Regions from separate parts of the Homo sapiens genome. Here region 1 is linked to region 2. Evidence: chromatin loops called from intact Hi-C (ENCODE). Cell type or tissue: OCI-LY7. All regions are shown on one strand. Links, peaks and the distances in the headings refer to the core of each region. The heading gives the core; the rest is flanking DNA.

Region 1 (4,009 bases), core at 944-3,443, 310 kb before region 2:
TCACAGATACCCTGGGTTTGATGTGCTCTTCTCTCATCGGACTCCCATACCCACCCCCAGTTTTTCCCTGACTCTCATTCACATCTGTAGGAGTGGGCGGGAGGCTTTAGCACTTAGGCCACAGAATCTGAAGCCAGGATGAGGGCACAGGTGCTGGCTCTCAAGTGTCCTTAAAGACTCCCTAACCAGCACCACTGAGCTCTAAGTATCTCCTTTCCTTGTGGCTTCTTCCATCCTGGCCTTTCTAGATCCTGTGGGTTGAGGTCTGAAGTTTTTGTCCAGCATGATCTACTTCCTGGAAGGCTGAAGACCACACAGATCCTGGGCTGATTCAGCTTCCCAACCTTCTCCAAGTGGCTTCTACCACTGGGATACCAAAAAGGGGTTGTCCACTGAGTTTTGGTTGTCAACCAAATTCAACCACCAATTTTGCCTATTCCCTTCCCTTCCATAGCCATAGGATGTTACCAGATGGTGATATAGTTTGCATGCTTGTCCCTGCCAAAATCTCATGTTGAATTGTATCCCCAGTGCTGGAGGTGGGGCCTGGCGGGGGGTGTTTGGGTCATGGGGGTGGATCCTTCATGGCATGGTGCTATCTTTACCATAGTGAGTGAGTTCTCACGAGATCTGATTGTTTAGAAATATGTGGTACTTCCCCTCCCCGCACCCTCTCTCTCTCTTGCTCTTGCTTTTGCCACATGATGTGCCTGGTCCCCCTTCACCATCCATCATGATTGTAAGTTGCCTGAAACCTCTTAGAAGCTGAGCAGAGGCCAGCACCATGCTTCCTGTAAAGCCTGCAGAATCGTGAGCCAATTAAACCTCTTTTTTTTTTTTTTTTTAAATAAATCACCCAGTCTCAGGTATTTCTTTATAGCAATGCAAGAATGGCCTAACACAGATAGTCGTCTTTTTCCTTCTTTAGGTACCACCTCTCCCCGACCCCCTAACCTCTCCAATGCTAGCAAGTGTGATTCTTAAAGCTTAATTGGCACCATGGGCATGGTATAATCCATGCCTATAGGTCTGGTGCAGGATGAGTCCTCCTCTACACTGGTCCTCAGTGCCCTAGTGGGACCTTGAAGTTCCTGAATTTCCATTCCTTCTTTTCCTGTTTAATGTTATTAAGTGAAAGAAATAAGAGGGCGATCTCTGGTATGTAGCCAGAGTTCCTGCTGCAGCTTCCTTCTTAGAAATTACCTAAGAACCGCTTCATATGTTTTTCCCTCTCTCCTGTCTTTTTTTCTACTGCATTCTATAACAAGGTTTCCAGACTCGGTTTATCAGCAGAGATCATTCTCCTTCCCTTCATATCTGATTGGAAATTAGACCTGCACAGTCCTGTGGCTGTTGGCATTCAGGAAGGCTGGCTGGAGAGTCTTTACTGTTCTGAGCCTGACAGGAGGCAGTGTTTGCCTTGAGGCCATCAGAGACCTCAGATACCTCAGAAAGCCGAGGCTGTCTACCAGCTGCCTTCTCCCATCTACACCTGGCCCCTACCATTCTTCGTTCTTGTAGCATCTCAGAGGTGTGACCCAGCCAGGGTCAGAAGGTTCCCTCCCCAACCCCCACCTCCTCCTCCCACCCACCTCCACCCCAAGTGCTGGAGCAGTGCATCCTGGAATAGTTTCAGCTTTTTGTAACAAACAGCTTTAGCAAATGTGTGGCCTGCAACTCCAATTGGTGGTTCTGATACATGGACCTAGTTTTCAAAACATTTATATACCCAGGAATTTTCACATGTACATGTACAACTTGATGGATCATCAGAAACTAAATATTCCTGTGTAACCAGAACCCCAGTAAAGAAGCAGAATATTACCAGCATCCCAAAGCTTCCTTAATCCTCCTTTCTAGTCACTCTGGATTTCTAGCAGCATGGATAGCTTTACCTGTTTATAGATCTTATACTGATGGAAGCAAATTCATAGTTTATACAATTTTGTGTCTGACTTTGGTGCAACATTATGTTTGTTCAATACATCTATATCATTGCATGTGGTCATAGATCATGCATTTCATATATTGTGTAGTGTATGTGTGAATATACCACATAAAAAATCCATTTTACTATTTTTCTCCATTTTTTGCTCCAGATTTTGGCCATTACAAACAGTGCTGTTGTGAATGTTGTGCCTGCCTGTCTTCCAGCTGGACATAGGTAGGTGTTTCTGTTGGGTGGTATGCAGAAGTGAAAATGCTGGGTCATGATATATGCACATGCAGCTTTGGAAGATACTGCCAAATAGTTTTTCAAAGTGTATGAGAGTTTCAGTTCCTCCCCATCCTCGCCCACACTTGGTATTTTCTGCATTTTTATTGTAGCCATACTGGTGGGTGTGTGGTGGTATCTCACTGTGGTTTGAATTTGAATTTCATTTTGAGTGGCTCTGTGGCAGCTCAGGAATGAAGCTAGGGCATCAGATAAAAGATGTTACCGCAGACATATGTCTGTTCTCGCTTTTGAGAGATGCGGCTATATTAGTCTGTTCTCATGCTGCTAATAAAGACATAACTGAGACTGGGTAATTTATAAAGGAGAGAGGTTTAATGGACTCACAGTTCCACATGGCTGGGGAGGCCTCACAATCATGGCAGAAGATGGAGGAAGGGAGAGCAAAGGGACATCTTACATGGCAGCAGGCAAGAGAGCGTGTACAGGGGAAATGCCCTTTATAAAACCGTCAGAGGCTTATTCACTATCATGAGAACAGCACAGGAAAACCCTGCCCCCATGATTCAGTTACCTCCCACTTGGTCCCTCCCATGACACGTGGGAATTATGGGAGCTACAATTCAAGATGAGATTTGGGTGGGAACACAGCCAAACCATATCAGCAGCCTTTCTCCCCACTTTAGAGATATCTTATTTGTAGAGGCTAGCTTGAAAATCCAGAGTCTTTTAAGTCAGCCTACATTCTCAGAAAACATGCTATTGTTACTAGGCCTGGACACATCATGAAGTATCATGCAAGTGACTTTGCCTGACGGATACACTCATTTTCTCTTCTATCTACAAACAATAGTGGAGTCCTATATATGCCAGGCACTTTTCTAGGTGTTGAGAGTACAGCAGGAAACCAAACAGAAGGTAGACTCTTCGAAGCTAACATTCTAGGGGAGAGAGACAATCAACAATACAATGAGGAGAAATAGATGGTCAGACAGTGACTGGCACTGTGGAGAAAAATAAGGCAAGAAAGGTTGAGGATCTCCAGGCACAGCTTTCAATAGAGTGGTCAGGGATGGCCTCACTGACAAGGTGACATTGGAACAAAAGCCTTAAGCTTCCATGGGAACAAGCTATGTGGGTATGTGGGGAGGAACATTCTGGAGGAAAAACCACGTGCAAATGTCCTAAAGTGGGAGCATGTTTGAGGAACAGCAAAGAGACCATTGTGGTTGGAACCAAGTGAGCAAGAGATGATGTGGTGCAGAAAAGGAGAAGGTTGTGCTGGGCCTGACAGGCAACCCAAGGACTCTCAGTTCTGAGTGAAACATCCTCAATGGTGCTCCAGTATCACCTTCATGGAGCGTCCCAGTATCAAATCTTCCTATCAACTGAGACGAGTTGGCTCTCTTTCCATAGCTTAGGATGTGTCAGGTTAGAATCCCCTCTGCCCCTAATCAAATCTTTTCTGCTTATTTAGAGGTCATTTTGACTGGCGCGGCAGAATGAGGAGGGACAAGGTAGAGTATGAGGATCTCACTTTTTCTGTGATTTGGTGAACAACATGAACAACACTGGAGTTTAAATGTTCCTAAGAGAGTCCCCAGGCTGTCCCTCAACACCAAGCCTCAGCAGCACATGGGGATGAACAGGGCACAGCGTCAGTTAAAATTCAGTCTGTAGGATCCGCATTTCTCACCTGTGTCAGAGACACCTGGATCCCACCCTGCAGGCCCCTCTCCCCTACCAAAGGTCTGTTGGGGCAACTCCCAGAGGGAATCCAACATGTGCCCTTGATTTAGGCAAATGTAGCTGTGAACGTTCTAAAGAGGAATA
Region 2 (4,009 bases), core at 557-3,056:
GTCTAATCTGTGTCTACCTCAGAGACCTTAGGGCCAAGGCTATCACCTATAGCTCTATGGACAGTGCCCTGCACAACCCCACTGTAACAGGGCAGTGAATCCTTGAATGAAAGTCTATACCACTGCCAAGTTTAATACGGCCTCTAACATAAAAGAAAAAAAAGCCATCCTCTTTCTCTTGTGCAAGGAAATAGGTTAGATTAAGCAAGAACAAAGTCTTAGATAAGATGGAAGGGGGTCTATTGAGGAAGTGGCGATGTTTTTATCTTTGGTGGTCAGTGGGATTTTAACAAAGAATCAAAGTAGTGCTGCCTGGCCTTAGGTAGATGAGGTAGTTTTATAGCCTGAGCACAGGTCTGGGAGTATCCAAAGACCTCAAGGCAGCTAGGGAGTACTGGGGCCTGAGCAGGAGGTAGCCCTCCCTGCCCTGGGTCACCCTAGCTCTACTTTTCTCTTTGGTTGGAAACCCTTTGGTTCTAGCAATGCCACGGCCATCTCTCAGAGTGAGTGTGGCCAGGAGAACCAAAGAAACTTATCCTCTTCATTTGCTTTGCATTTTCTGCATTTCCGATTTTCCCAGACTTTTAATATATTGAATCATGCAACCTTATGCATTCTGCTAGAACTTTTAGGTAGTAGCAGAGGTTCTAATTTGATTCTATTTTAATTGTTTTGGGGGTTGTGCCCAGACATGGACATTTTTATAAAGCTCTCAGTTGAGCTTACCATTTCTCGAGAGTGGAGAAAGGCTAGGATGAAGCCAGTGAGTGAGCTAGGGTTTAAATCCAGACTGCCAGGCTGGGGCTCTTGACTATCTACTTGCCCATTCTGCATTCTTGCCCATTCTGTATTACCAGTGCACTCCTTCCAGCCCTTCATTCATCCCAATTCTTTACAAAACTCCATTGGACATCTTTCAGTATGGCCACTCTTAAAGTTGGAGACCCCTCTTGGCAACTAGAACAATATGTATGGGAAGGGGCAGATTGTTTGGCTGGGCTAATTGCCTTCATGTGACCTAGTGCTCCTTCTTATGGGACAGGCAAGCCAGTCTGCCCCCTCCCCAGGACCTCCATTTTAGTGGGTGCTATCAGACCAATCCTTGCCTTTGAGAGTACTGTGAGGTCTGTACCTAGACTTAGGATGATTGAAACATTGTCTGAATGCAATCCGAATGCCTTTATGGAATGCTAGATTCCAACTATGCATCCAAGCTGGCAGAGGAACAGATGGCAGCTTGTCGCTCAATCTGGACTTATAGGAAAAATTATCAGAGAATGCAGTTTTGCTAGTGAGATGAGCAACAGCAGAAATTGCACTAAGTGAAGCAATTTGAAGGTTGGGGATTAGTAGGTCTGTGTCTTTTGACTAGACTGCTATAGTTTAATAACTGAGAAGTATACACTGGGTTATGTATTGAGATTCATGTATGTTTCTCAGACATGAATTCATGTATGAGAAATCCTGCTATGGTTTGAATGTCCCCTCCGAAACTCATGTTGAAACTTTATCTCCAGTGTGGCAGTATTGAGGGATGGGGCCTTTAAGAGGTGTTTGGGTCATGAGGGCTTGCCCTCATGAATAGATTAATCTATTCATCGTTGGATTAATGGGTTAAAGGATTAATGAATTATCACAGGTGTGGAACTGCTGGCTTTATAAGAGGAAGTGAAACCTGAGCCGGCATGCTGAGCAACCTTGCTATGTGGTTCCCTGTTCTGTCTGGGGATGCTGCAGAGAGGCCCCACCAGCAAGTCCCCATCTCACCAGATGTGTCCCTGTGACCTTGGACTTCTCAGCCTTCATTACTTAAGAAGTAAATTTTTTTTTTTTAAATAAACTACCCAGTTTTAGGCATTCTGTTATAAGCAATGGAACATGGACTAAGATCCCACCAGATTAGAACATGTATGATCAGTGCGGGGAGGCTCCGGAGGCCTTTGCTTTAGCCCAGCACCATGAATGGCTGTCTGTGGACTTCCACTGGCTCTGCTCCATCTGCATGCTCTGTCAGAGATAATGAAATCAGACAGGCCCACAGAGACTGCTTTCCCCTCCTCACAAATTTTTAATAAAACTCTTTGAACAACAGAGCTGGGCATCTCTGAAGCCTGAAATTGAAGCGATAAGATAGAAGATTACTCACTTGTCAGTCTGCACCAAACTCTGCATCACCAATACAAATTCCAGGGGAGTTTCAAATCTGCCGACAATTTGAGGCTCTCCATCTGGAGTCTTTTCTTTTTTTCTTTTCATAGGAAGAAAACACAGCACTAAGGAAGAGAAAAGAGACACTTCATTCTCTGCCACGAACAACATGTGAATCAAGCCCTGAAACAGGTTTTCACAAAAAAGTAATTTTTGGAGAGAATTGCCTTTGAGTAAGTAAGTGTCCTGGATTCAGACTTCCTGAGAGAAAATGTAATCACAGCTGTTTGGTCAACACCACCCATCCACGTGCCTTTCAGGAGAAATCACCACTGCAGGGGTCCAGCCTTGCTGGGTTCCCCTGTTCACATGAACCTTGATGCCCACGGTCTACCTGGTGCTGGTGAACCAGCACACAGCACACCTGGCCTCATGGAGCTGGTATTCTGGGTGCAAGACCAACAATCAACAAACACATAAGCACCGTCATGTAATGTTAGGTGGTGCCAAGTGCCTGGTGAAAACAATGAAACACATCATGGGGCAGTGGATTATGGTGGAGGACCAAGGATGGGAGAGGGTGAAATATTTTAGATAGAGTTGTTCAGGAAAGGCCTCTCAGTTCCAGGTTATAAATTAAGTATCTATGTAGGCTGGCCCTTTTTACAAAGCAAAAATCTTGCCATTAATTCTGCAAATAAAATTATTCAGTTTTCAAAAAAAGAAAATTTACTAGCCCTAGCTGAAATTTAAGAAAGAATTTATAGTTCTCTCTTTTCCCCACCCTCAACCCTTTCTTTCCTTCTTTCCTCTCTCCTCTTCTTCCCCTTTCTCCTCTTCTCTCTCTCTTTTGTCTAAGTACCAGTGTCTTGCCTTAACTACCTTCTTATAGCCGGGGAAAAGCAAATGCACAATGTCTCTATTCCTTTATAAATGGTTATTTGGGAAATATTTGTAGGGTCCTAAACTCTCTTAATGAGAGAGGAGAAAGTAAGAAACCAGTCAGGCAGGCAGTTAGGGTGAGTCCCTGGTAAAAATTCATTCAAACAAAGAACAGCCTGAAAATCAAACTGCGGGCCCCAGATAAGAAAGAGACTGCATCCTTGAATGGAAACACTTACTCGGTAAACCCAGATGAACAAATTCTACCCCTATTTGGACATGTTTCTCTCTCCTTGGCATGCCTTAGTCACTTATTTTCACCTACTGGTTTCTTACTTTTCACCTATTTTACATATGCCTACCTTTCTGTAATTGGCAGTGGGCTAAGTCTTCATTTACATAGGTTGAGTCATCACTTCAGCCTCTGATTGGTCCCAGGCCAAGGTCCCAAGCCAAACCTTCGCCTTTGCCTCCAATTGGTTCTTTACACTATGATACCTCTTTCTAAGTGGTGCTTTCTCCAAAACAGCCTGCAGACCAGTCAGCACATTCCTCCCCTTCCCAGTCCATTCATACCCTGGACTCAGCCTCATAGTTGGCAACCCTGTTTTGGGCCCTCTCTCCTTGGTTGGGAGCTTTCTTCTTTTGCTTATTAAACATTCATTCCAACCTCACCCTTTGTGTCCACGCTCCTTAATTTTCTTGGTCACGAGGCAAAGAACCCTGGGATACCTGAAACAACAAGAGACTGCTACATTGTGGTGCATTCGCAAGACTGTAACATTAACACTACTCAGAAAACTTGCTACAACTAACTTCTGCTGTTTTGTTTTATCTTTCTGGGTTCCTAGTAATGTAGATTTTATAATGGATATCTGGAGCTCTGGCCCAGACTTCTGTTATGCCTATAGAAAGATCATGGACCCCTGCTGAAAACAATGAGAAAACGACAAACTCCGAATCTGACCTCTGTACTAAT

What was found. Peaks named below come from ENCODE experiments on the same cell type or tissue, not always from the same donor. Only the 100,000 strongest peaks of a DNase experiment are listed, where the experiment ranks them.
Region 1: a loop joins it to region 2, with 2.8 times the contacts of the local background. A loop is called at or near these places in 1 of 110 quality-filtered maps.

What each region holds. Positions count from the first base shown.
Region 1 is chr12:67,450,008-67,454,016 of GRCh38, forward strand. LOC105369812 (a long non-coding RNA gene) reads left to right here. Exons shown (of 5, transcript XR_001749186.2): 4 at 2,100-2,164. Among named protein-coding and RNA genes, the nearest start is that of LINC02420, 9.5 kb to the left of the region's middle. In OCI-LY7, for the core only: no CTCF peak of the experiment used is centred there; a DNase peak (open chromatin) is centred at 2,234; H3K27ac peaks cover 257 bases.
Region 2 is chr12:67,756,627-67,760,635 of GRCh38, forward strand. No RefSeq gene overlaps it. Among named protein-coding and RNA genes, the nearest start is that of LINC02421, 29 kb to the left of the region's middle. In OCI-LY7, for the core only: a CTCF peak has its summit at 1,833; a DNase peak (open chromatin) is centred at 1,685; H3K4me3 peaks cover 832 bases; H3K27ac peaks cover 1,857 bases.